3 separate regions of the Mus musculus genome follow, and regions 2 and 3 are each linked to region 1. The links are chromatin loops, found by intact Hi-C in ENCODE. Cell type or tissue: heart. All regions are shown on one strand. Links, peaks and the distances in the headings refer to the core of each region. The heading gives the core; the rest is flanking DNA. Region 1 overlaps Qk (quaking). Region 2 overlaps Qk (quaking). Region 3 overlaps Qk (quaking).

What was found. A loop is a pair of places that touch in the nucleus more often than their neighbours do. Peaks named below come from ENCODE experiments on the same cell type or tissue, not always from the same donor. Only the 100,000 strongest peaks of a DNase experiment are listed, where the experiment ranks them.
Region 2: it touches region 1 in a loop (2.5-fold over the local background); 9 of 42 quality-filtered maps call a loop at or near these places.
Region 3: it touches region 1 in a loop (2.4-fold over the local background); 8 of 42 quality-filtered maps call a loop at or near these places.

What each region holds. Positions count from the first base shown.
Region 1 is chr17:10,303,314-10,314,329 of GRCm38, reverse strand. All of the region lies in intron 1 of Qk (quaking), which reads left to right. Among named protein-coding and RNA genes, the nearest start is that of Qk, 11 kb to the left of the region's middle. In heart, for the core only: CTCF peaks have their summits at 6,721 (motif pointing right) and 7,675; a DNase peak (open chromatin) is centred at 4,969; H3K4me3 peaks cover 4,422 bases; H3K27ac peaks cover 2,898 bases.
Region 2 is chr17:10,212,437-10,223,452 of GRCm38, reverse strand. It overlaps Qk (quaking), which reads left to right. Exons shown (of 8, transcript NM_001159517.1): 5 at 5,650-5,737; 6 at 6,994-7,293; 7 at 10,020-10,094. Among named protein-coding and RNA genes, the nearest start is that of Gm34972, 72 kb to the right of the region's middle. In heart, for the core only: a CTCF peak has its summit at 5,763; no DNase peak of the experiment used is centred there.
Region 3 is chr17:10,227,591-10,238,606 of GRCm38, reverse strand. All of the region lies in intron 4 of Qk (quaking), which reads left to right. Among named protein-coding and RNA genes, the nearest start is that of Qk, 86 kb to the left of the region's middle. In heart, for the core only: no CTCF peak of the experiment used is centred there; no DNase peak of the experiment used is centred there.

The DNA of each region.
Region 1 (11,016 bases), core at 1,318-9,317:
GGTTTTGTTTGTTGATAACTCAGAAAATAGCGCACTGAGCAACTTTGTGCTCCTAGTATGTCAACTGTTGTGGGGATAGCTCAGAATCTATTTTAAGGCTGAGGGATGGATGAAACGGATCCATGTTAGGAGGTCATGATTAGAACCGTGTGCTGGTTTCTTTACATGGATGACTTGACGATTTTTTTCTCCGTTCTTTAGTTGACATTAAGGCAATACAGTAGGGATTTTAAATGCAAGATTTCCCTCCCCCCACCCCCTGCAATGATTTCTTTTAGGAAATGTATATACCTCTTAAAAAAATTGAGCTTTTTAAATCTTGGAGCACATAGACCGCTTACTTGATGTCCAAGGAATGATTTCTTCCAGTATCATTTTCATTTAATATTAAAAACAAAATGAACATAAACAATAAGTTACTATAGTTTGTCATTTTCATGTGGCTCTATTAGGAAGAAAGTTAATAAATACAAACCATTTTCTGTCTGGTGCTATGTCTTATGTAGTTATCACAATTGGAACTTAGATCTGATTTGTTTCGGTATGCCTAGCTAGAAGTGATTCACTCCATGTGTACAATTCAGAACTTGTAACAGACACTTTGATGTTTAAATTTTAAATCACTTATATTCCTTTTGATTTCTAGTTTTTTCTTAAAATGCTTTTAATCACAATACGAAGGTGGAATAAAACACTAATACTTTAAATACATAAAGCAGTTTTGTAATAATCAGTGAAAGCTTTGGGCACTTACAGAACAAAGGTAAATGCATTTTCTTTCCTTTAAAAATTCCCCTCTCCCCTTGTAATATTACTGTTTGTAGTACTTGTTCTGTAGGTGTTTAATATTTATTTTACTTTATTACCATTGATATGGGTAGGAATTAGAAATATAAAATTCCTTTGCTTTTGTAGGGTTGTTTCTGACATTCCTTATGCCCAAATGTCCATCCATAGTCAGAAACATGTCAATGCTTATATTAGTTTTTGCAAGCTTTGGCATTATGGAATTAATGTAGGTAATTTTTTTTAGCCATTTGCTTTTAAAGTCAATATATAGGCTTTGTATCATTACTGTCATTTTTATGAGCAGAATTTGTCAAATTCAGGTTGTTTTAGATCCTGTTCAAAGAATAGACTGCCAGAAAAAAAAAAAAATGAAAAGGCAGCTAACTCTACAAAGTGGTCCTTTGTTGTGGGCATGGTACAAGAAGGAATGCTTGAGAGTGCTTGTGGATCTGTAAAGGAAGACACCAAGTGAGTGCTGGCCAGCCTAATGGAGCTAGCTGGTGAACTTAGAGGAAAGACAGGAAGCAGTTTGTGGAGGTAGTGACAATAATCTGCTGGGCCCAGGGTTGACTATGTTTTTAAGCCTTGTTCTGGATTTAGTACAAAACCAAATCATTACAAAGTCAGGGCACGGTCAATTTGGTCAGTAGCAAGTTATTGGGAGCTAGTTTTATGATTTGAAATACATAGGACAAAATCAAGCATACATCTGTTAAAGTCTTAAGAGCATACTTAGGAAAAATAATACAGACTTTTGGGGGCTGGAGAGATGGCTCAGCAGTTGAGAACTGGCTACTCTTCTAGAGGACCTGGATTCAATTCCCAGCACCCACCCGACAGCTCACAACCATCTCTAACTCCAGACCAGGGGCATCTGACATCCTCTCCTAGCCTCTTTGAGCACTAGGCACATACATTCACACAGTGTACAGTATATCATATGTGCAGAAAAAAATGCTCATACACACATAAAACAAGAAAAAGTTAAAAAAATAAGGATTTAAAAAATTTGAAATGTTGTATAAACTTCAATGTCATATTCTTTATCCAGTTTCAAAATTTCCTCATAGATGGTGTGGAAGAGAATATAGAAATAACTCCAAGAAAGACATTTCTTGGTTGAGTCTTGGTAGAGGGAAAATTAGTGCAAATCAAGTGATCATATTCAGAACTGCTAGGACCAGAGATCAGAAAAATGTAGACATAGCAGTCTGGAGAGGGTGGGGACTTGCTCTTATCACAAGTTTGGTTGTTGCAAAGGTGGTGCAGGGTTCTTTCTTTATTCTGTATGCTGATCTGTTTTATGATGTGCCATTCATGTAAGGACTGAGAAGAAGAGATTTACAACATATTTCCACACACTGAAAAAACTGTTAGAGCTTCCAGTTGTGAACAGAACGAAAATGGAAGTAATTTTGCCAATTCTGTGCTATGTTGGACTTTAACAAATGCTGATCAGTTTCTTGGAGCTAGAATATATATTATTCCTAAAATAGCTAAAAATAAGATTTTTTGACAGTTATGATTCTAAAAGTAAGAAACCAAAGGTGTGTTTGGAGGATTTAAATTTACTTGAACTTTTCTGTAAGCAAAGAATAGAGCCCCCGTAACAAATGAATTCAGTGTTCATTTACCACTGTGGCTATTTTTATTACTGTTATTTTTAGTAACCACTCAGAGGAAGCAGTATTTCTCATTAGAAGACTTAATGTAGAGGCTTAATACTTTTAAGTTATTCAAGCCAGGAACATAAGTTTGCTTCACTTTTAGATCTGCATGGGGCAATAGCTCTATTCTTGTTGTTGTTTTTAAATCAGGGAGGTAACTGGAGAATGACACTATATAAAGCAGCTGCTGTGACCCTTTAATACATTCATGTTGTGACCTCCAACTATTATAAAATTATTTTGGTGCTGCTTTATAACTGTAATTTTTGTACTGTTATGAATTGTAATGTAGATATCTGATATGTGTGTTATCAGATAAGTGATTCTTGTGAAAGGGTGTTCCTATCTCTGGTGGGGTCACGACCCACAGGTTGAGAATCTCTGCTCTAAAGACAGCCGATTGTGAGCTGAGGAGTAGGTGTGCTGCATTCAGTTACTACATCCTATTCCCTATATCAGTTTATGGAGGATGAGTGACTGTTCATTTGTAATTTTATTAAAAGAAACTTTGAAATCTCAGTTCTTTGTTAGCTGTGCAAAGTAATTTTATTACTTAGAATTGTATGCTAAGAATTGAACCTAGAGCCTTACACGTGCTAGGCAAATGCTGTGTCATTTGTTTTATTCTTACAAATGGAATTAACTCCCTTTCCAAGCAAAATCCATGTATTCTGAGGATATAAGATACAAAAAAAGACTGCTCATATGAGAAGTCTTTTTCTACCAGTATTTTTAAGTTTCTTCTGGTAGGAGTAATCTGGTAGAGAAACCTGAAAGGCAGAGAAAGGTGCTTTATCCGTTAGCTTTATGTTCGTGAGAATCCTTAACTGTAGTTTACAGGTCACAGAGCTAAAGTATCAAGTAGATCTTCTTGAGTAATGTAACCTGGTCTTGGTAGTCTGGAATGAAATGAGTGGGAAGGTACGTTCTAGGAGAAAGAAAGGATGGCAGTGTCAGAAAGGTAGTCAAAAGATGCCACACAGCAGCACATGCCTGAGTTTAAAGTCAGCCTGATGTACATAGCAAGTTCTAGGCTAGTCAGGACTGTCTAAGAAGACCCTGAAGAAACCAAACAAAAGGACGAGAACTGGCGATGGTGATGCCATCTTAGAATGTGTATATTGATTAGTTGGTTAGTTGAAATGGCAAGTGCTTGGAGAGTAACAGTGTAAACAATAAGTGAAGATGAGAGAGTAGGCAGAATCAGGACTGGGTTGTGGTGATTCTAAATACTGGACTTGATAGTTGCAGTTTATTCCAGAGATTCTTAGTGCTTTGCTGAAGTTTTGGACTTTTTGTTTTGGGTGTGTCATAGTGAATTTCTTGTGCATAATAAGCTAATAAAAACACATTGCATATAGTCATGTATAGAAACAGGATAATAAAAAGTTAAGCATTTCTGTATGGTTGACTTATTACAATTCCTTTCCCCACAAGGCTTCATAGTAAATAAGCTCTCTTCTGCAAACTTAAAAGATAGTTTTCTGTTTAGACCAATGCATCCTTTGTGTTTTATTATGACCAAAAAGTGTGACTGTGCATGTTTGTATGTGCATGTGCATGTGTGTATAGTTTTCAGCCCAATTTTGGTCACTTAAGAGAGGATTGAATTTTATTGTTGTTTTGGGTTGTGGTTTTTTTTTTTTTTTTTTTTTTTTTTTTTAATGGGGTGGGGTTGGGGGAGGGGAGACAGGGTTTCTCTGTGTAGGCCTGGCTGTCCTGAAACTCAAGAGATCCATTTGTATTTGTCTCTGGAGTGTTGGGAGTAAAGGCGTGCATTGCACCACCACTGCCTAACAAAAATTGTACTTTTTGATTTTTTTGGATGAAAGTTGAAAAGAATGAAGAAATTCTTGCTTTTGTTGACTCTTAGAATTTAACTAGCTTGGCTTGGTGAGATGTTTTTCAAAATGATGTCTTGTGTTAAATCAAATCTTTGTTAGCAAACATAGTGAAGATTTTCTGAGCATTGCTATAGCTGATCTGTGTTACTTCTGCTTAGCTGTATTTTCAGTATTGGTTAAAATACAATAGAGATACATTGATATTTCATCTTTAAAGTTTGTATCTTTCAAAATTAATATATTTTGTTAGTGACACCACATTAACAAGAGTCACAACTCAGATTTCTGTAGTTGCATCTGGAGTGTTCTTTATTCCTGCAGTGTCCAAATCAAATAGTTGAACCTTGTTATAATTTTAAAAACTTTTAAAATTTGAAAACATCTTTAAAAAAAAATGCCTCAACCTGGGGGTGGGGCGGGGCTGAGCTGGGCCCCTGAGTAAGGCTCTGGCCTACTGGGAAACAGTAATTGACCTGTGCTTCTGACAGCCCCCTGAGACTCCTCTAGGAGGCTGCTCCTTCCCACACCCCTCACCCCGTGGATGCATTGACAGGGACAGCTGCTCCGGTTCTAATGCTCCTGTTTTCTTGCTTTCCCCTCCAACCAGTTCAATCTCATCCCTCCCAGCAGCTCCCCTTCCACTCCCTGGGGAACTGAAGGTTGTCCTGACCAGGACCTGAGACGACCTTGAGTGGAGGGAAGTGATCTATGTCTCTTCCCTCCAGCAGCTGGGACCAGCTGGGGGAGTTGGGGAATTCTTGCCAAGCACCTTGAATGGGAAGGGTCCTTCAAGAGGGCCAGGCTGGGGTCCAGCAGGGGTGGGGGAGGTTCCTGCTCTGTCCCAGCTGGGTCTCACCCAGTCTTGTTCTCCCATCCTCTCATCTACCTCCCCACCCCAGGGACAGAAGATCTTTTATTTTCTCATATTTATAATCTCAGACTTGGGCTCCCTGTTCTTCTCCATTAACTTTAGTGTCCTGTGTGAGAGACTGACAGATGCCTCAAGGACTTTTACTTTTTATTACATAAAAATTAAAAAAAAAAATTTTTAAACTAAAAAAAAAAAAAAAAAAAAAAAAAGCCTCAGCTGGGTGTAGTGTCTCAACCCTGTCTCGAACACCCCCCCCCCCCCCAATGCCTCAACTTGAACTTCTTTGTTGGGAAATTGTTCCTTATTCTTTTTTTGTTTGTTTGTTTTTTGTTTTGTTTTTTTCCCAGACAGGGTTTCTCTGTGTAGCCCTGGCTGTCCTGGAACTCACTTTGTAGACCAGGCTGGCCTTGAACTCAAAAATCCGCCTGTCTCTGCCTCCCAAGAGCTGAGATTAAAGGCCTGTGCCACCACACCCGGCTTCCTTATTCTTTGTATCCTTAGTATGCTGGAAATTATATTTATATACTTATTTATAATTTTGTATTTGTTTTGTATGCTTAAGACTGGGTCTTGGCTTTGTATATCAGACTATCTTTGAACTTACTGTGTGTTTAGTGTTGAGTGGCCTCAAATTTGTAATGATCCTCCTGCTCTCAAATGTAGGAATTATATGAGTGCTGCCATCTCACCAGGTTTAGGAAGTTAGATTTAAAAGGCAAGGCAGATTGAAGTATAGCATGTTTGGATTATATCAGAGGTGGTGGTGTGTTCTTTTAAGTTTTATTGTGTCAGTAGAGACAGTAGTCAGTTTCACTGTTAGTGAGACTCAGATTGTTAACTAGATTAGAATACAGAGGCATGAGTCTGGGTGGTTCCCTTCTGTAAAACGAAGGTTTTATTTATGTTTTGATCAGAACCTAAATCAGCCTTAGGTTTGCGTATGAACCCTTTATGCTTGGTTAACAGCTGCTAATCTGCCTGAATTCATTTCATGAGAACATCTACCATGATGCTTTTCTCATTCTAATACTTCCATCCAATATCTTGGTAGTTTGAAAAGTTAAACTTTGAACAACAGAGTAGGTATTATTTGAAATAAAATCCTATTGGGAAAGCTATGTAGATTTCTCATTATGTAGCCAGAGTTGTTAGCCACTCAAATGGCGACCTTTTATACTCATCATTATTAAGTGCGTGGATTTCATAGATAAGTTGTGGTCAGGGATAATCAGATTGGCTCCTTTGTCTATTGGAATGTTTCTTGCTTTTTGGGACAGTATATTCCTCAACTATGTGTGTTTTCTGCTCCATATGTAAAACTAGCGTTTTCACTAAAGTTCTTTTCCATTTTGAATGGTGTTACAGACTATATATAGGTACAAAGTATTCATTATTGTTGATGTGAGATCATTTTTCAGTCTATTTCCTGTGGGTGCTGGTAGGTACTATTTATTTTAATCAGTTTGTGTCTGCACTTTTAGTTTAGTTTTATCACAATTTTATCATTCTTTTTCTACACCAAAGTAATTTTTTAAAAAAGATTTATTTATTTTATTTATATGAGTACACTATAGCTGTCAGACAAACCAGAAGAGGGCATCAGATCCCATTACAGATGGTTGTGAGCCACCATGTCGTTGCTGGGAATTGAACTCAGGACCTCTGGAAGAGCAGTCGGTGCTCTTAACCGCTGAGCCATCTCTCCAGCCCCAAAGTAATATTTTTAAAGTTATATTTTATGTTTATCTTGCTTGCATGTATGTCTGCGCGTGTACCTGATGCCCATGAAGGCTAGAAGAGTGTGTTAGACTTCTTGGAATAGAGTTACAGTTTTGAGTCACCATATGAGTGATAGGAATCACATCTGTGTCCCCTGGAAGAGCAGCCAGTACTCTTAACCACTGAGCATTACTACAGCCCCCAAATATCATTCTTGATGGTGATATTATTACTTACTTGATTCTTTCTATAGTATAAAGGAGATATTCTCAAAATCAAAATAATCTGCAAACTTCTAAATATATTTAAATGGTCTTTCTCATTTTTACACATTATAAATTTATGTGTAGTGATTCTCATTTCTAGTGTGTTTTGATTTTATGTGCAGTGTTTTCCTTTAGTACTAAATCTATCTACTTTTTGATATTAATATTTACTGTGTAAGCTCTTTTATTGTACCTTTTTAAGTAGCTTTTACCTTAAACCCAGCAGAGATTAGGAGAACAAATCTTTTAAAATGAGAAGTGTGTGTGTGTGTGTCTGTGTGTGTATATCTGTGTGTGTCTGTGTGTATCTGTGTGTATGATGGAAATATGATCCACATTGTATTTTAAAAGGAGAAAGTTTCCTCTTTAGACCAATGCTTTAGATCTTATCCTGAAGGAAAGGAACAGACTAGTGCCTGTGAAAGTTATTTACACGTAGACAAACCTCCTTGGTAGAAATGAAGCTTTGAAGCTGTATTTGGAAAATCTTTACTGCAACCTTTTTGTCGTTAAGAATCTTTAACAGTAAGGAACTTATGTTCCAGCAGATGGGGATGTCAGTACACACAAGAGCATTTAGTGACTAAAATGTGTTGGGAAGTGACTTTGTCAGAAAAGAACATTTTATCCTTTATATTATAAGGGAAGGGGGGTTGCTCAGGAATAGGATGAGTTGTAGTTAATTGCCCTTATGATGGTAAGTATGCCTAAGGTTGTATCTTTAAAGATTTAGTCTTTAAGAGACTATAGGTTGACTATTTAATGTAACTAGCAGATAGATTATAATTTTTCCTGTAATGTCTTCTGTTTTTATATTAGTATTGAACAGTTATTTGGGGTGATGTAATATGTTACATACTAAGCATGCATTTGCTCATAATCCATACTGTCCTGAATCTTGGGTCAGTGATTGCTGTATAGTAATATTAGAAAAAAGGTGAGTCGTAGCTATTATGTTATATGAGGAGAAAGTTCTTCTGAGGATCATAGTTTATTACAGCGATAAAAAGTTATCAGCAGTTAAACCATATCTTATCTCACTTTATTGCTAGAGTTTATAGCATTACAGGATTTCTTATTAGTTTATTTTGGCAGTGTTATATAATTTGTTTTAAAATGTGCCTTAACAATTGTTGAAAAAAAATGCTGTTCATTACTGTTTGGGAAATGTGTGCCTTTTTAATATTATCACATTTTTCTTGGTTATTGTATTAGTTTTCTTCCAGTTGTGAAATACTATTTCTCAGTCACTTGAAATTAAACTCTCAGTATAATGAAAGGATGTGTCTTTTCTTCGTTGGATTTTTTATGGAGATCCAGGAAGGAAGAAACTGACATAGGAACTTTGGTACAACTATACCAACTTGTATTATACTTGTTGATTTTCTACAATGCTTATAGAGAATTGAATGCAGTCGTTTTTCAGTTAGGAGCAGAACTGTATTTCCCTTCAGAAGAGAGCAGGAGAGTAGGTGAGAAAGCTCAGCTTTTATCGTGGCACATGCATTAATCCCAGCATTCAGAAGGTAGGCAGAGGCAGGAGGATCTTTGTGAATTCAAGACATCCCCCTCTCCTATCCCTTCCAAACTCCCCATGCTCTACCCGGTTTTACAGGGTGAGTTCCTGGACAGCCAGGACCTAAGTAGAGAAAATCTGTCTCAAAACAACAACAACAAAGACAAAGAATGAGGAGTCTGGTGTGCATATTTTGAACATTGTTTCTTAGTGTGTAAACTTTTGAGAAGCTTGAATTCTTTTCTCTTACTAATTAAGAAGTTGTTGAAAGAACTAGACAGATGTGTTTTAATAACAAATACTCCTTAGGAAAAGTTTTAGATGTATCAGTGAAAACCACGTATAATTAACAGGTACTGAGTTTTCCTTAGCTTCCTTCTACGCTTTATTATTAATGGATATTAATGGATATAACAGAATTGAACGCTCACTAAAATACTAGCCCTTTGTGTTTCTTTAACACACACACACACACACACATTTATGAGCTAAATATCTTTTTTGTGTCTTCTAGCTTCCAGTTTTTTGTTGTCATTTGATGTTGTTGAAGTGTATTAGTTACTGACTTTTTTTTTTGTGGTAGTGGTTTTGATTTTTTTGACATGCCATTTTGCTTTTAGGATACCTGTGTGTGTGTGTGTGTGTGTGTCTCTGTGTGTGTGTGTCTCTGTGTGTGTGTGTCCGTGTGTGATAAATGATTTCTAATGTCTGATAGTAAGTCCCAGAAAACTTTTATGACTGGGTCAATGAATTTCAAACTCATAGGTTTGCAATGTATTTAATGTAAAGTGAGTGTTTTTTGGTGAATTTAATAGAAAGTGATTATTATTCTGTAGTGTTTTGAATTTCAGAGTACCCTATTTCACTGCTAATTTTTAATGACATAACTAAAAGTATGTATGGGGTATTATGGGGGAATATACCAGAACTTTAGAATTATTCCATAGTTATTGATAACCTAAACAGAGACTAAAGCCTGGTACTAGAAAGACTACTTTAGATTGGGAGGTTCACCAGTGGTTCTGAAGAAGAGATGAACTCAGACCTGTTCTCAAAGGACAGAATTTAAATGGTATAGGAATATGCACTAGACCTAGAAACAGTGTCCTTGTACAAGGACATTTTGGATTACACTTTTAATACCTGAAGTTTATGCTCCAAACAGGAGACAAGAGAGCTATTTAAAGATGTTCCTTTCAGGGCTCTTAGTTGTTTGCAACTTTGATCTACCACAGTGTTTCTGCTTTTAACCTAGGTTTTCTTTAGTTGTATAAGCATTCAGTTACAGTGAAATCCCTTAATGAGACAGGCTGCTGTACTTGATACTGCTGTTTCTCCCTTTCAGGTTTTTGTATCTTTTGGGTACTGGCATATCTTAGATTGGGAGTGTGAGGGAGACAAGAGTTTCATAATTGGCCCTAAAGTCACTGTGTACACTATAAAGGACCTGGTAGAGTGTGGGGTGACCTGGCATATTTAAGGCTTTGGATTTAATCTTCTGCTCTGCAAACAAACAAGAGTTAGCCTTTTTCATAGAAATACTACAATTCCAAAGTTTTGGAATTGGAAAGAATCTTGGAACTCAGTCACAGCTTCACACACCCACACACACACACACATACACACACACACACTTCATTGCTGAAAACATGAAGAGATTTAATGGTCTGAACCAGCTCTCAAACTTTTTAATGCTGCCACTCTTTAATACAGTTTCTCATGTGTGGTGACCCCAGCCATACAATTTTCATTGATACTTTATCACTGTAATTTTACTGTTTGGAATCATAAATATCTGACACGCAGGATATATGAACCCTTGAAAGGGTCATCCAATACTCAAAGGGGTTGCAATAAACAGGTTGAGTACCATGGTCTAGACATTGCTGGTTTCAGGAATGGTAGCTAAGTTGGCTCTTTTGTAGAAAATATCTAAGTTATATTGTTAGCAAGTAAAAGTACCTTTAAGCCTGATCTCTAAGAAATTTTTGTTATAACTATTAATTTGTGCTATCTTCAGATGTGAAGTCTCAATTATTTTAAACTTTATTTTGTTACTTTACATATTTCTCAAGTCTTTTTTTTAAACATTTCTTCCAAATAAGAACAAAATTAAGTATACAGTGCACAGACTCATTATCCTTAAACCACCATTAACCAAAGACAAAAGAGTCGTTGTTTGCAGTTGCCAGCTGTCTACTATTTACAACCATTTGTGTTGCTGTTTTGTATTGTCTGTACTTTGTGGGCTAAGATGAAGTTTTTCTTAATCTTAGAAAGGCAGTGTGAGGGCTGAGGGACTGTTTTGGTGGTACTATCTTCATTGATAGACTACTTGCCTTGC
Region 2 (11,016 bases), core at 979-8,978, 91 kb after region 1:
AGTCAAGATACAAAATTGTTCAAGCCTTCCCTCAGAAGTTGTGTGATGTTTTAAGTAACTTTACTGTTTGTGCTAAGCCGCATTCACAACTGTCCTCAGTGATGTGAGCAGTAGGCTGCATGTTGAACACACTAATAGATGGAGCATTATTTACATGTGGGTTTGAATGTTTAAAATTCTTCTGGTTAGATAAGTGTACTTCATGCTTTCTACCATAACTTGCTGATAAATTGTGGCCACTAAGACAGGTGTTACATTTAAGGAGAAAGTCAGAGGGACTAGAAAATAGTAGGTGAAGCTTTTTTCTTAACATGCCTAGGACTTTTGACTCATGAATTTGTTAATGAAATAGCAATTTAACCTATGCTTGAATTGAGTTGAGGACTTTCGGCAAAGATAAGCAAGGTTCTATAACCTGGTTGAAATGATGACACTCTGCATTCTGTAGGAGGCTTCTTCAGTCAGAAGGATGAAGCTTTTCTGGTGCTCAGTTTGTGAGGGTCCTTTAGTGTTAGATTTAGCACAGAAAGAAGCTTCATTCTAGTAGGTGCTTGTTCATCATTTCTAAACAACTAAACTAGAAGACCTGTAAAGGAGCCATGGGAAGGGAAGAGGAAGCAATTGGTATGGATTCTTAGTTTTATTGTCAATCTTTGGATGAGCTTAGCACATACAATTAACCCTCTTTTGGACAGACTTCTGTCTGTGAAAGCTTCTCAGGAGACATGAAGGTTTTGAAATCAAGGAAAGTTTAAATGACCTACAACAAATAATTGAGCGTGACTGTCAAATTTCATGTAACCTTAAATTCACAGAATGAGATTGGTGATGTAAGAAAAGAAGATGTAAACATGGTCACAAAAACAGTCTGGGAAGTTCAGGTCCTGTGGAGTGGTGTTGGTAAACTACTTACCTTCTGTGTCAGTCAAGAAAATGTGAACCATAGTAGGTACTAATTCAACAGAGAACTTAGAAAGGAGTTAGCCAAAGAACTCCTGTAAACTGGAAAGAAAGAAGACAGGCATACTATAATATAGATTTAGAAGCAGGTATAACCCCAGCGCTAGAAGATGAAACGTAAGAGGTTTTACTAGGTTTTACTATGATTAGATCTTAGACTCTGAGAAAGTTCTATGCAACATTGGTATTGAAGCCTCTGATGTGTTGCTGTTTAGCCTCTGGAGCTTAAGGGAGTTAGTTGGACATAGCAGAACAAGGGAAAGTTCTGTTATTAAAATTGCTTATAACTTAAAAAGAGACCATGAGTTTGAGATTGAGGTGTGGTAGGAATTTTATAATTATGTTTTAATTTAAAAATGAAAAAGAATGAAAATGAGATTTCTAATAAAATGCCACCCCTTTTCCTTTACTCATTTCATTGTCTTTTACTTCCTCCAGTCTCATAAAAATTCCTAGCTTTTTATATGAGACAGTCAGTGTTTCCTCCCCCCAGACTCCCTTCCCCAACTTCTACTCTCTCACATAAACACAGGAAAGGGAATTTGGGGGAGAGTTGTTTGGGAAATATTTACTGGTTATGAAAAAGTAAAACTGAAAAGGCAGCATGTGTCTGTGTATAATCGATCTTTTCTTAACAAAACAGCATAGATTTCTGTGAGTGTCATCAGACGAGTCTGCATTCTGTAAAAGTACAATTTGAAGGCCATTGAAAGATGATAGCATCTCATGGTGCTTCTAAGCATGAGCCTGTTCAGTTTTGAGGCTGAAAAGAACCCCACTGTAGTCAATTCTCAGGGCTTTGAACTTGAGTTTTGGTTGAAGAAAACATTGGAAGTGAGGCTGCAAGAGAACTGTCTCCATCTACCATGTAGATCCTAGGATGGAGCTCAGGACGCCGGACTTGGCAGCAAGTATTCTCACCTCCTGAGCCATCTGACCAGTTTCCAGTTCTGTTTTAAATCACCTAAAGTACTAATAAGTAAACATGATTTTCCTCATTTTTTTTTTTTAAATTTGAAGCCTTTGATGGATTCAGAAGATAATTCTCACATAAAGGTATTGTAGGAGTGCTGAATGTGGTAATAGCACTGTACGGCTGTAATGGTTAAAGCCTGAGGGCTCTGTCTCAGGCATCCTGCTTAGGAGCCTGTTCTGCATCATGACTTTGTAGAGAAGTTAATTTATCTGAGTCTTGGTGATAATGTGTGTCAGTATCATGCTTTATTATGAAGCATGGCGCTTTGATGATGAAGATTTTATGTCTCATTCTAATAAAGTGAATAGCATTTACACTTTCATACTTTACAATAGTAAAACCCTTTTAGGCCCATGGTATTTGACCTGTTATTACTTTGACATAGCTTGTTGCCAAACCTCACGACATGCTTACATCTCATTGTAGCATATGCATACATTTAAATATATGCATACATTTAATATATATATTTATATATTTATATACACATACCAATCTGTCATCCACAATTCCAAAAAGTTCAGAAAATTGTGTTTGTAACTGTTTATTCTATGTAGTATATATGTTTATATATATATATATATATATATATATATATATATATATATATATATATATATATATATATATATATATGATTATGCTGTTTGTAGTGTTCTGATAATCTTTGTATTTGCTTATGGAACTCATTTGTCCTATGACTTTACAATATCACATTTCGATACTTGTTCACAACAAAAGCCTGTGAGAATTTTCAGAGTGTTTCTTAGACTAGAAGCAAGCAAAAGTCTACAGAATGAATAAACAACAAACTACTACTTGGCCATTTAAGCATTCTGCTGCCACAGACAGCATGGATCAGTATCATAAACAGTACACTGAGAACATTTGAGCTTTACTGAAATTACCATTCTTCCAACTTCTAGAACTGAGAAACTGAACTGTGGTTTAAGAGAAGTCACACTAATGCTGGTGCTTAAACTTTACAAGGAGGTTTTGCTGTTGAAAATGCCATGTCTACGTGTATGTTCATCAAAACTGGCCAAATGTGTCACTTTAAATTTTGACATGTCATTGCCTGTAAATTATGTCTTGTTTTTAAAAATGATATTAAAGGTAGGGTAAATTAAAAGTAAAACATTAAGGAGATGGAGAATATAGCATAAACTGTAAAATACACTTTAATGACCTGATTGAAGTTCTTAAGAGCAGATTTCTTTGTTATCCATCCCTCCCAAAATAATTATTACACCTGACATAAATAATGCTGGTTTGATAAAATATATTGTAAAATATCTACAAGGTCTATAACTTGAGGGTGTTATGTCTGACCATTTCTGAGAAGTTTTACAGAAGAACTAGATGCGAGCCTTTAACATCACAGGATAAAACTTTTTAGCAAGTAAATATGCTAAATTTCTGTAAAAAATGGGGCAGTAAAGTCGAAACAACCACTTTGACATGAAAATAATTCTGTTACAACTTTATTGTCTTGGGAGGCAATAAAACCCACTCTAGCTCTCTTTGGATGTAGAGTTTAATAGTAGGTGGTAGGGTCATAAAAGTAATAAAGCTTATTTTGGAATATGACAGTTTGGTTTTAGATTCTAATTCTGCCACATAATTCTGTGCCTTCTGGCTTAGGGTTTTCCACTAACCCACTGCAGTGATCTCTGCCCAGGCTTAGTGTTCTGGATCCTAAATATGACATGGCCTTGTGTACATATGTTGATAGGAACACAAGGATTTCTTCTACCATCTTTCTCTTGGCTGTCATCCCCACAGTTGACATAATCACTTCTTAATAATAATAAACAGTCTAATTCAAATGTTTTCCCAAGTGCATCGTCTCTTTGCAGTTTCTTTCTTTTTAGATTTTTTGATGGAGGTAAATTTGTCCCTGACTCACTGATATTCTCAAATTTGAGCAACATCTTTCTTCACTGGCTGAAAGTATGCCTATTGCTTTTTATTTTCTTTTTTAAAATTTTTATATTTCATAGATTAAATTCAAAGCAACTGTTGATAAATTTTAACTTGTAGTATTAATATTTTTAATGAACAAATTTAGGAACTTTAATAATAATGTCAACTTCCTTTCTAATAGTAGCTTGTTTGTTTTATATCTAACCAAATAAGTCATATTTGTTTCATTTATTTTTATATAAATTGATGACGGTCAAGGAATAATAATTAACAGGTATCTTCATTATTTATTGCAACGACGACTTTAAAAGTTTTCAGTACTACATCAAATGTTTTCGTAATGGTTTCACTTACATTTTTCTTTAATTCTCTGTGGTTTAGTAAATACCCACTCAGCAATTCCATTTTGTACAAATTAGAGTATACCAATCTCTAGTCTAAAAATCTTTGTGTCATTACAGTTGTAATAGAAATAGAAGACTGAGGGAGAAACTTGCATGTGTCCTATGTTTCAAATGTCAAGTAGACTAAGTGATGTATTAAAGTGCAGGGCACTTAATTCTATAATCTTTAAAGGACAAACTTACTGGTACTTCTATACCACTTTATTTTGCTTTAGTTAAAAATTTGTGCTTAGGAAGTAAATTTGATTTCCATGCCAGTCATTTAAAAATAAACAAATAAATAATTTCTGGTAAGGTTTAGTGGTGTGTATCTTTAATTCCAGCACATGGGATGCATGTAGGAGGATCTCTGTGAGTTCAAGACCAGCCAGGGCTTGAACATTAAGACAGGGCTTTTGGAGGCCTGTCTCAAAATATTATTATCATTATTGTTATTATTGTTATTATTGTTGTTATTATTATTATTATTATTATTATTATTATTATTATTATTGGATCCATGCATGAGTATTAGATGTGATAAATAACAAGTTGAGACTAGTCTAATAGATCCTACTTTGGGAGTGGTGACATTCAACAGTTCATGGCTGAAATTATAGAATGGAGGGTGGGTCCTGGGGAAGTCAACTTTTTTTTTTTTTAAGTAAAGGTGCTGTGAGTAAGTAGGGCTTGGAAAGAGAAGCATATAGGAACATGTAAAGAACATTTAATAGGCAAGTGGGAAGATACACTAAGACATTAATGGAGTTAGTCTGGTCTATTGCTTTACAAGATATGTGTGAAAGAGCAAGTTAATTGGCTCACCTTGGTGTGGTAGTTCAAAGAGGGTTTAAATCTTTGTTTATATAGTAAGAAATCAGTGTAGAGTTTAAGACATGAGAGTATTACAAAGCATTAAGGTAGACGATGTGTTTAGGGAAGTTTATCTGGCCCTTGGATCTAGATTGTGTGTTTAGATTGTGTATGTACTAAATGACAGACACTGCTGTCAGCTGAATTCAATAGTTTGAGTAGTATAGTGAATGAATGAATTATTAAGAGTAGTGTGTTAGTTAGTGGAAGAGGGTGAAACCAAGCTGTGGCCATCTTGGTTTATGTTTATGTATTCTAGTTAGTCTTAGTGCCCCTTTCAGTTGTAAATATTGCCTATGTTGATAGTAAATTATACAGTGACCCTAAAGATAGAGGGCCAAAGATATAATAGCCCTTGTAGTTAGATTGAGGGAAAAACCAAGAACAGTAGCATAAGAAATCAGGAATAAAAGTTTAGAAATTCAGCGATGATTGCTAGTTGACTTTTGTAGTTCAAAGTCACATGGTATATGCACTTTTTAGTTATATGTATACAGTCTCAAATACTTACCACTCATTTCCCATGTGCAGGCTGAAGGTGAAGACAGCCTGAAGAAGATGCAGCTGATGGAGCTTGCAATTCTGAATGGCACCTACAGAGACGCCAACATTAAATCACGTAAGAATGAGCCTAGGGCAGGATTACAGCTCCTGGTGTTTGTTTGTTGGTACCACAGCCTAAAACCAATTAGAGTTGAAGTAATGATAAAATTTACAAAGAGGACCATTTTATTTAATGCTTCTGTTTAGCAGTGGTCTGCTCAATTTTATATCAGTATATAAAGTTTGGGGTTGTAATTTTTCTCTTCTGGTGAAGGGGGTGGTGGGTTTCAAGAAATGTCCTGCAGCATTAACTATCAAGTTAAGACCTTAAATTTTTTGTTTGTGACATTATGCAAAAGACAAACTTTGAAAGCTTTTTTTATTTGAAGCGAAGTGTCTAAGTGAAATGGCCCTGCTACTCAAGTCTTTCCTCTCCCCTTGCTTGCATGTTTGCTATGTTCCTATGCAAGTTCACAAAGATTACTGAGTGGCAGCTGTTTGCAGACTACGCTCGCCCTGAATTGTGGCATAACTTTATAAGCTGTGTGATAGAATAGTTGCTGGTTTTGTTTTGTTTGTAAATTGTATAGTTTGAGATGAGCTAAGGTTTACATGTCATTTATGTGAACAAGAGCCTACACGCACACACATGCACACACAGCCACACACAAAATTGAATTTTAAACTCATAATCAAAATTGCCAAAAGTTTAGCAGTACTTACTTTATAAATGGTTGGCTTTGATTTACCCTTTATAGTCATGAATTTAGCAATAGGACTGTTTCTGTATTCTTTTACTCATGGAATAATTCCTAGCATGCTGGGAACATGTACATTTAGTGTTTACTTATCTGACTTACCCAGGGAGTTTTATTTAAACTTGAAGCCAACATTGTGCTTTAGAAATATACCAAAAACTATGTCTATGGACTCAGCTTAGTAGATATTTTGTTGCATCTTTTAATTGGAATGTTTTCTTGCGGTGGTTTGTGTTTTTTTTTTTTTTTTTTTTTGGATGCTCTTTCGTCTCACAAGATGTTGTAAGTGGATATATCATCAAAGATATGAAAAGTGTAACGTTAAATGGTCATGCTCATTTTTTACAGTGGTTTTATTTTTGCATTTTGTGAATCATGTTGGGGGGGAAGCTTATTTATTGCACTTGGTTGGTTTGCTTTGGCATTTCTGTGTGGTCAGTGCATGTACTAATGATTTCCTTTTATTTTTCTTCTTTCCTGCTTTTTCCTTTCTTTTTCCTACTTCCCTCTCATTTCCTCATGTTTTATTACTGCTATCCCTATACTTCTTTCTAAATTTCTTTGCTTACTGTAGCAGCCCTTGCCTTTTCTCTTGCAGCAACTGCCCAGGCTGCTCCAAGGATCATCACTGGGCCTGCGCCTGTCCTCCCACCAGCTGCTCTGCGTACACCTACGCCAGCTGGCCCTACCATAATGCCTTTGATCAGACAAATACAGACCGCTGTCATGCCAAACGGAACTCCTCACCCAACTGCTGCAATAGTCCCTCCAGGGCCTGAAGCTGGGTTAATCTACACACCCTATGAATACCCCTACACATTGGCACCAGCTACATCAATCCTTGAGTACCCTATTGAACCCAGTGGTGTGTTAGGTAAGTATGATTCCTGTACTATGTGATTAATGCATTCCTAAATTTTGGTACTCCAGACTTTGGAAGGATAGTTATCGATTTCAGAGCGACAGTATAAGTTTTGATTAGCAAAAGTTGAAAACTAAATATGGTTTTATTTGAGTTCCTCACTAAAGTTCTCCCATTAAGTAATTACACCTTAATTTGGGTCACTTTAGTATCTCAGAATCATTCTGGGTAAACTTGCCACGTATAGTCTCAGTGAGATTTCTTAGGTGACTAAACTTGTTCTTGAGTTTTATTTAAACCATTCTTTCCCCTTTATCCTAATAGGCAGAGCTTCACTACCCAAAATTAGGTTTATTTTGTATCAGAGATTGCTTGGTGAATTTTAAATTTCTATCAATATAGTGAGATTTTTATTAAAATTCTGTTATTTGTGTATGTGTTTAAGTATTTATGATCACTTAAAAGATGTAGTTAATAGTTTCAGTTTTAAGGGTTTTCAGCTTATATCTTTTAAAGTCCTGAATAACATGAACAATATTTTATAATTTCCATACTACTGTGGACTAGATGACCACATACCAATTTAGTAAGTTTAATCATGTTGGAGGCAGAAATTGAAGTCATATAACTTCATGCGTTTACATGATGAAAAAGCAATATTCTTGAAAAAGACATTACTGATGCCTTTTTTTTATAGAGTGGATTGAAATGCCAGTCATGCCTGATATTTCAGCCCATTGACTTGCTGGATGAAGGACTAGAATACAGCAGCTGTTATAACACGACCAGTCAATGTGGAAAAAACAAAAAACAAAACAAAACAAACAAAAAAAAAAACTGTTTCTGTGCAACCCCACTGTTTTACCAGACAGAATTTGAAACTTTTTTGTGTATGACCTTGGTGCTGTGTGCCTGCTGTTGACTCCTAGGACTTTGATCTTTTAAAGGTTCCCTCCCCCATCCTCCACTTAATATTAATTTTGAAAGTCTTTAGTGAACTTGGACATTAAGATTTAAACTTGAAAATTCATTGTTCATTTAAAGAAAGCCGCAGCGCTCTGTATGTTATCTGTGTGTGTGCATGCACTTAGGTGCCTTTGTTTATAAACATTTTATTGTACATGTTTTCTGTCTTAAGTCATTGTATAAAATAATTATAAGTCAGAATTATACAACAGAAGTGTTAGTAAGAGGCTGTATTCTATTGCACATTACTTGAAGCATTTTAAAAAAAAAATAACATGTAACCTATATATAACCTTATTTAAGTTTTCCTTTCTATTAATTCTCTGTCCTGTGGCCCCCGTGCATGCTCCTTCCCCAGAACTCCTCTCTGCCGCACTCACAGAAGCTCTTGTTCCTGAGGAGTTAGGGCTCTCAGCTTCCAGCTGCTGCTCCTGACTGTTAGTGCCTAGTTTTGCCAAATAGAATTACTATGCAGTCTGCTTATCTAAAATGAAAAATAGGTTTTCAACCAGTTTACTGCTTAGAGACAGCAAGAGGCACTGCTGTAAAATTTCTCCATTATAAAGTAACATGTCGTTTGGTTTGGTTAGGACATTTATATATATAAAGAATTGATTGAAACCAACACTATTAACAAAATATGCAGATACCAAATTAACATCGTCAAGGTTCTCAATAAGTACCAAGTTAGAAATTATTATCATTATCATCATTATTATTATTATTATTATTATCATCATCATCATCATTATTTCTTGCTTTGCCACCTAAGCAGTAAAACAATGATATTAGTCCTTTGGAGAACTGAGGAAATTACTTTAAATTCCCAAGTTACAGTAAATTTGCACACAGATAACATGCATGTTATGTATCAAGTTTCACATTATTTTAAAATAAGCAGTGCCTTTCAAAACAGATGCAGACATATGTGTTGGTGGTAGTGAGGAGATTGGTATTAGCATCAAATCTTCATTGATGACTAATGTTTAATTCCCTTCCTTTTATCTTTAGGTATGGCTTTCCCAACGAAAGGCTAAGAATTCAAGAACGGTCTTAACCGAACCCTCATCAGATCTGAATTTAACAAATGCTTAGTCTCAGCAGCCTCCGGGAAAAACCTTAGCCTAGCAGTCAGTGACTTACTTGCACTTTTTGCACATAGATATAAAGTAAAATGATACTATTAATTTGGATTAGTCTGTAATACTGCAAAGCAACAGTAATTTATAAAGGAGTGTATAGAAGTAAACTGACTGCTAAGTGTACTGTACTGTTTGCTTTACTAATCACCTAATTCATTGCAGTTCATACTTATTGACTCAAAAGTTTAAATCCACAATCTGTAGGCTTTAATTAAGAGTTGCTTTTTAAACCTTTTTTAAGTGATAAACTCTGAAAGTTAAGGTTAGCAAAATAATTGTCAGTATTAAATGTGGCATTATTTAAGTAGTCCTGCTGCAAGAAAGGCACTTCAGTGAATATGTGACTAGTAAAGCTCAGACACGTCTGGTTCTAATAGAGCTCGTGAGATACTGTGACTTGGGGACTGTCAATGAAGAGGTGAAGTAGGTAGAAGGCCAACCTGTTTGAAATGAATGCAATATTGATAGATACATGACATACTACAGTTGATTTTAAAACTACTGTGCCTTAACATGTTTCTTAAGCTTTTGTAGTAAGTGAACCTTTGAGATCCATTTTGATAAACCTGCTGTCAATGTTTCCCTTATGTATGTTTTCTAACTTTGTCTTGGTAATTGCAATTTAACTAGGTGCGGTGGCTACTAAAGTTCGAAGGCACGATATGCGTGTCCATCCTTACCAAAGGATTGTGACCGCAGACCGAGGTTAGTTTAGTTCTGCAGTTCTTGTTTATAAGCAATGTGCTGGGTGTCCAAAAAGTTTGCAACACCAGACCTGATGGAAAAATGTAACTGTCTACCTGCACACCATTTTCTTTTCTTTTTCCCTTTCTAAATTTAATAATTGATTGATTTAAGGTTGGTTTGGTTTTGTGGTTTTGTTTTTGGTTTGGGTTTTCACCCCTCCCCTTTACATTTTAATTTATTAAATCTTCTATTACTTTGTCCTAAGATTTATTCCAGCTAAAACATAAATTAGTCTATTTGGGGAGCTATTAAATTTTTACATTATCATAGCAATGTTTAGTAATAATTGTTGCTAAATTTTTCCCTTTAATTATTCTGAATATTTCAGTTGGTACTGCAAAATGAATTGAGCAGATGATGTTTTTATGAGAGAAGTAAAAAAAAAAAATTTTGCTTCCATGTAATTTTGGAGAAAACTGAAGATTTATTATCCATTTTTCTATATTATAAAACATTGAGCCACTATATAAATATGAGGGTATATGTGTCAAGAACATACCTAAAATCAACAGTCAGGACTGTGAAGATAATTTTAATCTAAGTGGATACTTTATGAATAGAAAACAAGTTCCCTCTTACTCTATTTTCTGGCCAAAACGGATGCTTTGAGTTTTGTCATTTGCTGCTAAATTACAGTACCTGAACGTTAACTGTCCTGCAGTTCTGTGGTATGCGAGGTCCAGCTCCTTGGATATCCTTTTTTACTAACCTGTGACTGGAAACAAGTCTTCATTTTTCTCACTTTCATATTTGTAACTTGTGCCCTATATATGCCCTTGGACCCATTTTTAAATTATTTATGCTTATTTGAGTAGTAGTAGTTTTGTTTGGGTTTTTTTTTTTTGTTTTGTTTTGTTTTTGTTTTTTTTTTTTTTGTTTT
Region 3 (11,016 bases), core at 1,711-9,710, 76 kb after region 1:
ATTTATCTATCAGGATATTAAAAGTTTTTGGTTTGTTTTCTGTCTTCTTTTTCTTAAAAAAGTTAAGTATGCTGGACAAGGTGGCACATGCATGCAGTCTCTCCCAAAAACTTGTGAGGCAGAAGCAGGCTAATACCTGCAAATTCTAGGCCAGCCTTATACATAGTAAGTCTAGGTCAGTCAGGGCTATGTAGAAAGACCCTGTTTCAAAAACCACCAAACAAGCAAAAAACAAAATCCAAAAAGATTACGTAATAGTCATTCAAAAATTAACTAGTTACTAGTGTAACTAGTGCTGTGGGAAAGTAGAGTTTGCTCATATGCTAGGTTCTCTTCTGGCATATTTTCTTCTGTAAATAAGTTAATGTTGCACAGTAAAACTTTGTTATTGCATAGTGAAATTTGTGTTCTTTCTGAAACCTGAGTTTTACTGATTTCATAGACACTACTCCAAATATTTCTTACACTTATCAGCTAACAAACACTGTTCAAGGTCATATTTAGAAATCTTATGTCAGAAATTGAAAGTAAAATTTGAGACTGGCATCGCATGAGGCTTAACACCTCTTTCCATTCTTTCTCTCCATTTTCTTCCCTCAACTCTTCTTCACTTTATTTATATTGCTGCATAATATCAGAGTACTGTTTTTCCCCCCAGTGGGAAATGAGAAGAAAATGATTTTAAGTAGATTATGAAGCCATCTTTCTCATGTTTCTCATGGAAATATTTCAGTTGGCTGCTCTTAAAGAAGCTAGGAAAATCTATTGTTAGTGTGCTGTCACCAAAGCCATTTTGTTGCTTCCATGAATGTCTTTGGGATCTACTGTTGTTTATATCCTAGCAATCTGATCTTTATTGTCCTCATAGTCCACTTTCTTTTTTCTTTCTTTTTTTTTTTTTGTTTGTTTGTTTGTTTTGTTTTTCGAGACAAGGTTTCTCTGTAGCTCTGGCTGTCCTAGAACTCACTCTGTAGACCAGTCTGGCCTTGAACTCCGAAATCCACCTGCCTCTGCCAAGTGCTGGGATTAAAGGTGTGTGCCACCACTGCCAGGCCATAGTCCACTTTCTAAGTGACCTCATACATTAGAAACATTTCCCCATTCATTTGACAAAATTGGTTTCTTGCAAAGAAAGAATTTGATACAAATTCTGTCAATAGATACTTAAGGAACATGGACATGTAGATTGTTTGTAAATATGCACTGTTTGTTCAATCTTATCCTCTTTCCTTTCCTTAGTAACTGTGTGGTCTTGAAAAGCAGTGCAAAGGGGACTTGTGGGTATTTAGTTGCAGTTTCATAGACAGGAAAGTATTACAGTGCTGTGTATCTAACAACACATGTGTTTAACTAATGTAGCAAAATGAAAATGGTCTAATAGTTTACTATTTACCCATTTTATTTTTCTAGTCATTGCTTTTGTAATTTACTTTTATTCTAAAAGGTACTATAGAAGAAGAACATTGATTTAGGAGATTATTAGTGAGTTCTAGAAAATTTTAGCCAGTTTCTTTAATTTAGTGGGGGAATAACTAGTGGTGAGATAAGATTTTGGAGTACCCACTTTTTCATTTATAGAATTTCTTGTTGATTGATGAGCCTGACTTGAGTTTGGTCTCAGGTTCAACAGTGGTGGGAGAACCAATTTCTGGAAGCTGTCCTCTGAATTTCACATGAGAGCTATGGCACATTTTAGAATATTTCCCCCTCCACTTCTGCAAAGTTCCCTGAGCACAGAAATAAGAGATTAGACGGAGACACTCCTTTTAGTACTGAGTCTCCCAAGCAAGGGCTCTTATCTGTATATTGTCCAATTGTATGTCTCTATATTTGTTCCCTTCGATTGCTTCTTGATATTGGCTGGGCAAGACACTTATCTATGAGTATAGCTGAATGTCATTGAAAGTCACTTTATTGTTGTGTTCTTTTATCAGAACAGTAGTATTTGGATTTCTTGTCTCAGGTTCCTGGCCATGTGGGTGTTCCATCTCATGAAGTGGGCCTTAATTCCAGTCAGATAGTGGTAGTTACTCCCATAATGTTTGTATCACTATTGCACTTGTGTATCTACTAGGCCACCATTATAGAACAAATAGATCATACTTGGATTGGTGTGAACCTGTCTCCTCTTGTATACAGTATGCAGAGTCCTTCTACTACCATGAACACCAGTCAGTAGGAGTGAAGGCTCTAGGTAGGCACTAACCTACCTTCTTGTTGAATGAGTTATTTAAATATTGCCTCCAGCAATAGGATATTACTGTCAGTTTGTGAAGAGCAAACAGTAAGTAGCTTCAGTAATATATTCTGGCTGTTGGGGTTCTATAGAGCTCCTTTAACAAGAACTTTAGATGTAATGCATTTCAAAGATTGGATGTCTCATTTGATGATGAGAGATGTCTACTTGGACTTGGTCTCCCTGTTATTTAGTGACTCCATTTATATTTCTTTCATATATGTATATATTTTGTGACTACTTCTACTATAGTAGGTTTCTTTCCATACTATTCCTCAAGTGACCCTGAGTTTTAGCTGTTTCTCCTCTTATTCCTCTCTTATTCTCCCTGACTTTCCCTTTTTTTCACTTTAGATTGTTTTCAGTTCTTTTGTGTTGGAAATCTTCTAGCTGTTTATAAACAATAAATTCTTAAATGTAGCCATTTTGTTGTTAGGAAGCACTAGAGTTTATTCCTCTTATCTAACTCTAATTGTGTACCTCTTAAAACTGCCCCCCCCCCCCCCCCCAATCTTCTGTCTCTGTATTCACTATCCTACATTCTGGGTCTGTGAAACCAACTGTTTTAAACTTCATCATGTGAGGGAGAACTAAAACAGCATTTATTTGTATTAGCTGTATTTGTTGAAAAGAAAATTCAGAAATTTAACTAGAATTAGATGACTTATACTTCAAATCTGATGTTAATGCTACTTGTTTACTTTCTAAGTGCATATTTTAGAAGCTAGAATATTTTTTTCTAGTGTGACATTATACAACTACAGTTTTCTATGTTGTGAAAGAGTCATTAATAGTGTTATTCGTGGTTTCCCCTAGTGACATGTTTTTAGGCATAGATTTATAACAATACTGCATTGAGTGTTTACTTACTTTTGTATATCTCTAAGGCACAATAAAAGGGATAGAGAACCATGGGTTAGGGAAATGCTGCTTTAGTTAATGATTACAAAATGCTTTTGAAGAGATGATTTTGAGAAATACCTAACTGAAATGTGTAGTACAACTATTTGCATATCTTAGGAGTTTTCTCAGTTACTGAGAACTGAAGTGGTCCTGTGTCCTGTTTGAAAAATACCATGGTGCCCAACAAAGTTGAATGAGCTGGAGATATGTGTGAGGTAATTGGGAAATAGGTTAAGGCATTGTGTCTGTATTCTGAAGTAGGTTGTTGGGAGAGATTGACAGGAATGGCATGATTTGATGCCTGTTTCAATGGATTCTTCTGGGTGCTTAGCTAGTGGGCTTTGAGGGCAGTAGTGGAAGCTCAGATGCTACTTAGCATTCAGTTCAAGTGCTTATTCAGAATAGGTCATGGCTAGATACACAAAAATTGTTTGGACAAGAGTAAAGGATGTTGGAGGTGTTTGATGAAGGGTTTATTTTGAAGGTGAAATTAGTTGACAGGAATTTTGATTAGACTTGATATAGTATGATATGTGATTCCTTAAAGCAATTGATGCCTTTTATTTACATTGTTAGAAACAAAGAAACTGGATTTGGAAATGTGAAAATTGAGAAACCAGATGATGAGTTTTTCCACATGGCAATAATAAATGGGAATTTGATGAGAACATGGAGTTGTTATATCACAAACATTTAGAGCCAAAGGATTGGAAGTGCATATCATCAAAAAACTGGATTAAAATTACTCCTAAGTTACCTTCTAGGAAGTTTATACTAATGTAGCAGAAAATGCCTATTGCCTAATGGTCTCAAACCTGGGTGTTTCCCAGGGTTTAAATCCATGGCCAAGTTCTGTAGGAAAATAGGAATAATTTTGCTTTGTTTTGTTTTCTAGCCATGCTTGGCCTGGAGCTGGCAATCTCAGATACTGAGAATTACAAGCTAATGCATCAATTTCTTCTCTTCTCTTCTCTTCTCTTCTCTTCTCTTCTCTTCTCTTCTCTTCTCTTCTCTTCTCTTCTCTTCTCTTCCCTTCTTTCTTCTTTCTTCTTTCTTCTTCCTTCTTTCTTCTTTCTTCTTTCTTCTTTCTTCTTTCTTCTTTCTTTCTTCTTTCTTCTTTCTTCTTTCTTCTTTCTTCTTTCTTCTTTCTTCTTTCTTCTCTTCTTTCTTCTTTCTTCTTTCTTCTTTCCCTCCCCTCCCCTCCCCTCCCCCCCCTCCCTCTTTTTTCTCTTTCTATGTTTTGAGGAGATATACTGCAGTCTCTGGTCTCATCTCATTGCAAGGGACTGTTAGTTTGCTTATGATATCATTTAAAGATTAAATTTACAGCTAAAGCCCAAAATTGTCTTGTTTTGTTCTTACACTTGGCATCAGTCTTTTCTAGAAAGATAAAAGGACAATTCTGTGCCCTTTTTTTGTGGAGAAAGCTGAATCTAGGGGGTGTGAGGTGAGGCGTGGAACACTGTCAGCATTGCTAGATCTGAGCTTTATAATTAAATGGAATTAAGTATCATGTTTGTAGTTTTATCTCTGCTGGGTTTTAAGGCTCATAAATCTGACAAACGTTATATCCTTACTTGTTATACAGTTCTAACCTGTCTATTTTTAAAATGTTAAATGTAATATTTTAGTAAGTCACATTTGGTTTTGTGTGTGTGTGTATGTATGTATGTATTCTAAATTTGAAAAGTTGTTGTATGTTGTTATGTGTGTGCAGGGAGTGTTCATGTGTTTGAATTGGGGGTGCAGGTAAGGAGGTGAGAGGGCAGCCTCTTAGGTATTGGTGTACTCCTTTAACCTTGTTTGAGTAGGGTTTGTTGTTTCTGCTGAGTATATGGTATTTCTTGGAATATGAAGGTCCAGGAGCTCTTCTGTTTCTTACTCTTGTCTCCCCATAGGAACACAGGGAATACAGACATGTGCCATTATACCCAGTTTTATCTGCATTTGCAGGGTAGAAACTTGGCGTCCTCATGCATGCTCAGCAAATACTTCCCTACCTTCTGGAGCAATATCTAAAACCCAAAAGTGGGTTTTGGTTTTACCTTGTTTGTTTTTGTTTTGATTTGAGACAGGTTTTTACAGTGTAGCTCTGGCTATGAAGACTCACCTGTTCCTAGAAGCTCAAAAGATTTTGCCTCTGTCTCCAGAGTACTAGGATTGAAGGTCTATCTGATTAATGATGCTGGGCTTAAATTTGGGTTTTAAAACAACCTTAAGTCGATTTCATTCCTTTTGCCAGTAAGCATACAACAAACAATATGCCAACCCCCCCCCCCCCCGAAAAATAGCTCAGTATTAAAATCTAACTTCATAATTAATAAAAGTTTTGCAATGGCCACACATCTTTAGAATCAGATATTTAGAAGACTTGTTTTGTAGGAAATAATGTTTTTGTTTCACTTTTGTTTGCTAGAGTACTTTAATCCTTTTGTTTTCTAATTTACTAATAGACCATGCATTAAGTAGGCATGAGTAGCTTTTTTTCATTATATATAGTATTTTATTGATCAAGGCCGTATTTATTGTCTAAGTATCTACTACAAATATACTCAGAAGTCATTAGAGACTTATCCTCAATAGAAACTACTGTTGATGTGGGCCGTGGTAGCACGCACACCTTTAATCCCAGCGCTTGGGAGGCAGAGGCAGACAGATTTCTGAGTTCGAGGCCATCCTGGCCTACATGGAGAAACCCTGTCTTGAAAAATAATAACAACAACAACAACAACAACAAGAGAGAGAGAGAGAGAGAGACAGAGAGAGAGAGAAAAGAAAGAAAAGAAACTGTTGATAATTCTGCTTTCGTTTTGAGGGTAGACACAGATGGGGTTAGGAGGCCAGGCTTCCCTGTGTGACCCAGCCTGAGCTCAGGCTCCTCCTGTTTCAGTCTGCCACCCTGAGTTCTAATACTAAGATCTGAAACCATCATGCTGGGCCTCCGTAAGATTTCCTTGGGTTGGAAGAGTATCCTCACTTGTCATTTTCACTCCTTCCTAGTAGTCCTCCCTAGTAAGCTAGTAAAGTTGATATATTTTTAAAATGTCAAATATCAAAGAAAATCATTCAGTTTTATCATTTTACTCAAGTAAAACTCAAACTGCACCGCACTCTCTCTTCTGAAAGTGGAAGAGGAAATGAGCTGTTTGGTTTGAAAGTCTTTGCTGTATAGTACAGTCTTCTTTGACATTTTAAAAATATTAGGGTAGGTTCCTTTAAGTTTTCTAATGTTTCTTGTAAATGGGGGGAGGATTTTTGTCCTCTCAAAGTCTAGACCTGTGATGATAGGAAGGTGGATACTCTATTATTGAGTTATCTATAATAAGCTTTGAAAAACAATTTCAAGGCACTAGGTTGCCATAGCAGATATTACTGTGTGAAGATACATTAAACAGAGCTTATATAGGGAGAAATAATGCCTTGTGTTAGGGCGGTACATTATAGGAGAGTATTAGTATTACTTAGAATTATTGGGATATACGATAATTGGCAAACTAGTTTTCATGATGTTTTTCCTTTTCCTAAGTGGACTTTAAAAATAATTATAACTTTTGCAAAATGTCCAAGGAATTTGTATTTGCTGGCCAGTTAGGGTCTGGGCAAAATGATTATTTGTAACTTTGATTTTCTACAAATTGTTTATATTAGTAATTAGATCACACAAATTTCATAAGGCCCTTAATATCAATGTTGAACTATGTTCTTAGAACTAGAAAACTTGACCCCTTTAAAAATAAATTGGTCTGTTACCAAATTTGGGGGGGGGGGCAAAGTTCTTCAAGTCTTAGCATAGCACCCCTCTATTTACAAGTCAACTACAATTATTCACTTCCATGTTAGACCTTTCAAATTGGTTTTTTTTTATTTTATATCACAGAAAGGTTGTATATTATCTCATGTATAGGTTATCTCATGTATTTGTTATTTTTTGTTACCTTGACACAAATTAAAATCATCTGAGAAGAAACTCAGTTGAGAAATCACCTTCATCAGATTAAACTGTGGGCATGTCTGGGGGATATTTTCTAGTTATAATTGTTGTAAGCATGTGGTAATACTAGATATGTACCTGAGCATGCCGGTAAGCAGCATTCCTCCACGGTCACTGTTTGAGTTCCTGCCTGGTGGTCCTGCATTGGCTTCCCTAGTGCTGGACTGTAAAGTGCTATCCAAGTAGCTTTCCTTCTCAAGTTTGTTTTAGTCTGCGTCTTATCACAACAGAAACCAAATTAGGCTATCTCCCAATTCTGTATTCAGGGTTTTCTTTTACTTTTGCTACATTAATGCTGTCATACATTACAAATTTCTAGCTTTGTTTGTTTTTTTTTTTTTTTTTTTTTTTTTTTGGTTGGCTGGTTGATCTTTTACTTTTGTGGCATAGAATCGTGACCTGTTTTCAGTTCTTGGTATTTCATGTACCTACTAAATTAGTTGGTTTGGGTTATGCCTTTAAGTTAACCCAGCTTCTTGTCTCTTACTGGGTTTCTCAAAGTTTATTTTACTTTTAGTTTGAGTCATATCAAACAAATACTTCTTTCTTTTTGTTATGTGCCTCTCCTGTTCTTGTATTAGCATAAAGGCTCTTAAATACAAATAATTCTGAATTGATATTCAGAATTTCTCTTGTGTTTCTAATATCCTACTGGTCAAAATATTTATCGTAAAGTTCATTTATAAATTTTTTATCCCCATAAGGCTGTAAGATCTATAATAGTGCTCGTTTTTGTCATGATGTCAATTTGTGATTTCATTTTTCTTGATCAAATTCATTAGTCTTCTAAATTTTACATTCTGATTTTTGTTAACTTTTCTGTTACTGTTTCATTACCTCTGCTTTGCTTTTCTTCTACTTTATTTGAACTTGGACATTTTAAAGCAAGGCTAGTGATCTGATACCTTTCTTTAATAGGTAGAAATATGGTTATGGTACATATTACTATTCATTTCAAAGTATTTTCTAATTTCTTTTGTAGTATTTAGAACTTTTCTTTGTATCACATTGGTTGTTTTTAATTTAGTGTAGTTCTTGATGAATATATTCTATGTGGTTTTGTCTTTTAAAATATGATTACTATACTTTTTACATTATTTACCTATTTAATTTGTTAGGTAAATCTAGGGCTCTATGCCTCACAAGTATGTCTGGCAGGGACTTACCTCTGAATTGTTATCCCTAACCCTCATGATAGCCCAGTGATATTGTCTATTTTAATGAACATCTCATATTTACTTAAGTATATATATATATATATTATGGATGTATATTCTGCAGTAATTGGGTCTTTGGCTTTTAAGTCTCATTTAGATAAAAGTGGTTGTGAATGTATCAGTCTTTTCATTGGTTGTAAATATTCTCCTCTGTGGCCCTCAAAGGACAGATGGACTTGATGCACACATGCATGCATGTATCTCTAGCTGACAAAACCTGTCTGAACAGGGGTTGGCATTAGTGTTTATTGTTCTGCATGGTAGCAGCTTTCCTCTTGTAATCCTGACCTTTATTCCCTCCCGCCCCCAAACACCAATTATTGTATTCAGTTTTCTATAGATAGTACCAAGCAGTGTGACTTACCTGCCTTTGATGGGTGTTGTAAAAGTGGTTACTTTAGCTGTGTGAAAGTGTGAGATGTGTCCCCCTTCCTCTTTCCTGTGTTAAAAGGATTGGTTACCTCAACTGCAGCATTGGAGAAGCCAGTAGCAGATTCAGTTGATGATAATGGGAGGCACTATATGTAAAATGAATCTATGCAGTAATTCTCTTCCTGGTCCACAAAATGTGAAAATGTCTCAGTGAAACCCATTATGCACCATGCTAACGCTAATGCAATTTTTAGAAAAGAAAATGTGTGGGGGGAACAGTAGGCATTTTTATACATCATTATTTCAGAAGGGATTCAAAAAATTCCAGATGAGGGAAACAGGATATTTTTGTTGCTGATATGAAGACTAAGAAGAAAGTGGAACTAAGGGCCTTCATCTCCTAATCTTTTTCTAAAGGAAAACAGTTTCCATGTGTTATGCCAGGACTAAACTGGAAAGCTGAACTGAAAAGTACTAACTTCTGACTGGAGAAATTCATGGTACCAAGAAACAGGAATTTACACTTCAATCTCTTTTGTTTGTTTGTTTGTTTTTTTTGAGACAGGGTTTCTCTGTATAGCCCTGGCTGTCCTGGAACTCACTTTGTAGACTAGGCTAGCCTCGAACTCAGAAATCCACCTGCCTCTGCCTCCTAAGTGCTGGGATTAAAGGCGTGCGCCACCACCGCCCAGCTTTACACTTAAATCTTAAGAGACTCTCTACATACATAGATGTCATTACGCTCAGACAGTTCATACAGTGTTTTGGGGCTGTATGGCTTTGTGATAGAATCCTCCTGTTTTCATATTTACTCAAGGGTATTTTGAACTTAAATATGAATGAGTTTTTAATATATATTTGATTTTTTTAGAAGCATTAGCATCCATAGGGATCTAAGTTAATATGAATTAAATATTTGGTTTTAATATATTACTGCAATTTTTCCAGCTGAGAAATTTGAAATTTTAAGTGTGCTGATTAATCAAGGAATATTTTGAAATTTGGAAATATATTTATCATAACAAAATCATTTTAATTTTCTTTTTAGAAAAACCAGTTATCACTGTCATTGAAATTGAGAAAAAAATAAAGAGAAAATAATATTTTATAATATATATTTTCCTATTTCTCAGGAGTTCTTCTTTGCTTAATGTTCTATGGATTTGACTCATGGTAAATTGTTTTAATTATAATCTGAAAATAATATGAAAGTAATGATGATAGTAAGAGGCATCTGGATACTGAAATAGTTTCTTCAAGACATTTTAAAGCCAGATTGTCAGTCAGTTGCTGCTCTTGGACAAGTACTAGTAACTGAAGTATATGAACAAGTCCTAGTGACTGAAGTATGTGGCATTTTGGCTTTGTTTGTTTTGGTGAGAAAAAGAAATTAAAAGATGTTTAAACATCTAACCAAAATGCATGCAGTTCATGATAAGAGCAAGAGAGAGAGAGAGAGAGGAGAGGAGAGAAGAGAGAGAGAGTGAGCACTTGTGAAGAGGGTGTTTCTGTGCTCGCTGCCATTTTCATCTGAATGGGACTCAGTGTTGTAATTAGCAGTCTCTTCAGAGTGTCAGAGCAGAATTACCATTGTGATGCTTAGCTGTGGGATAAAAGCATTGGATTGGGTCTGCCTGTCTGCCAAACTAAATGAGTTGCAATGGGAATTTTCAAATGTTTGAGGCGGTTACTTATAGTAATTTGATGGGTTTGAATAAACTCATAAATTACAGATTTAGAAAAAAGAAGCCAGTCCTTCTATAGATGAGATTTTTGTAGAGGCTTATGGCTTTATAAGTTCTTGATGAGAGTGAATTGATCCCTGCTCACATGAGGCCAGTTTATTAGGGCTTGTGACCCCCCCACCCCCCCCCCCCACCCCATTAACCCCACAAATGCATGACAAGCACATGTAAGGAAAGAGTTTGGCATCTCTGGGGAAGAGTGTGACAGTTCTGGTCATGATTTTGTTCTGTATTCAGCACTGCAGAGCGTTGTTGGAAGAATAATTTGTTTTTATAAACAATAAGGTAATATTTTAAGTTCATACTATATGTAAATAGTAAATAATGTATTTTTACACCTAGGAGACACAAAGGGTAGAATAAAATTTAAAAAAAAAAACAAACATTTTGGATTCAAATGTGGTTTTCAGGCTTCAATAAGTGGTATTATTCAGGTTTCATGTACATGTTCTCAGAATACACTTCAACTCTCTCCTGAGTCTCCAAAGAATTATATGTTAGCGTAATTTTGAATAAGTGTCCAAAGTGGGGACCATCATAGTGTGTACAATA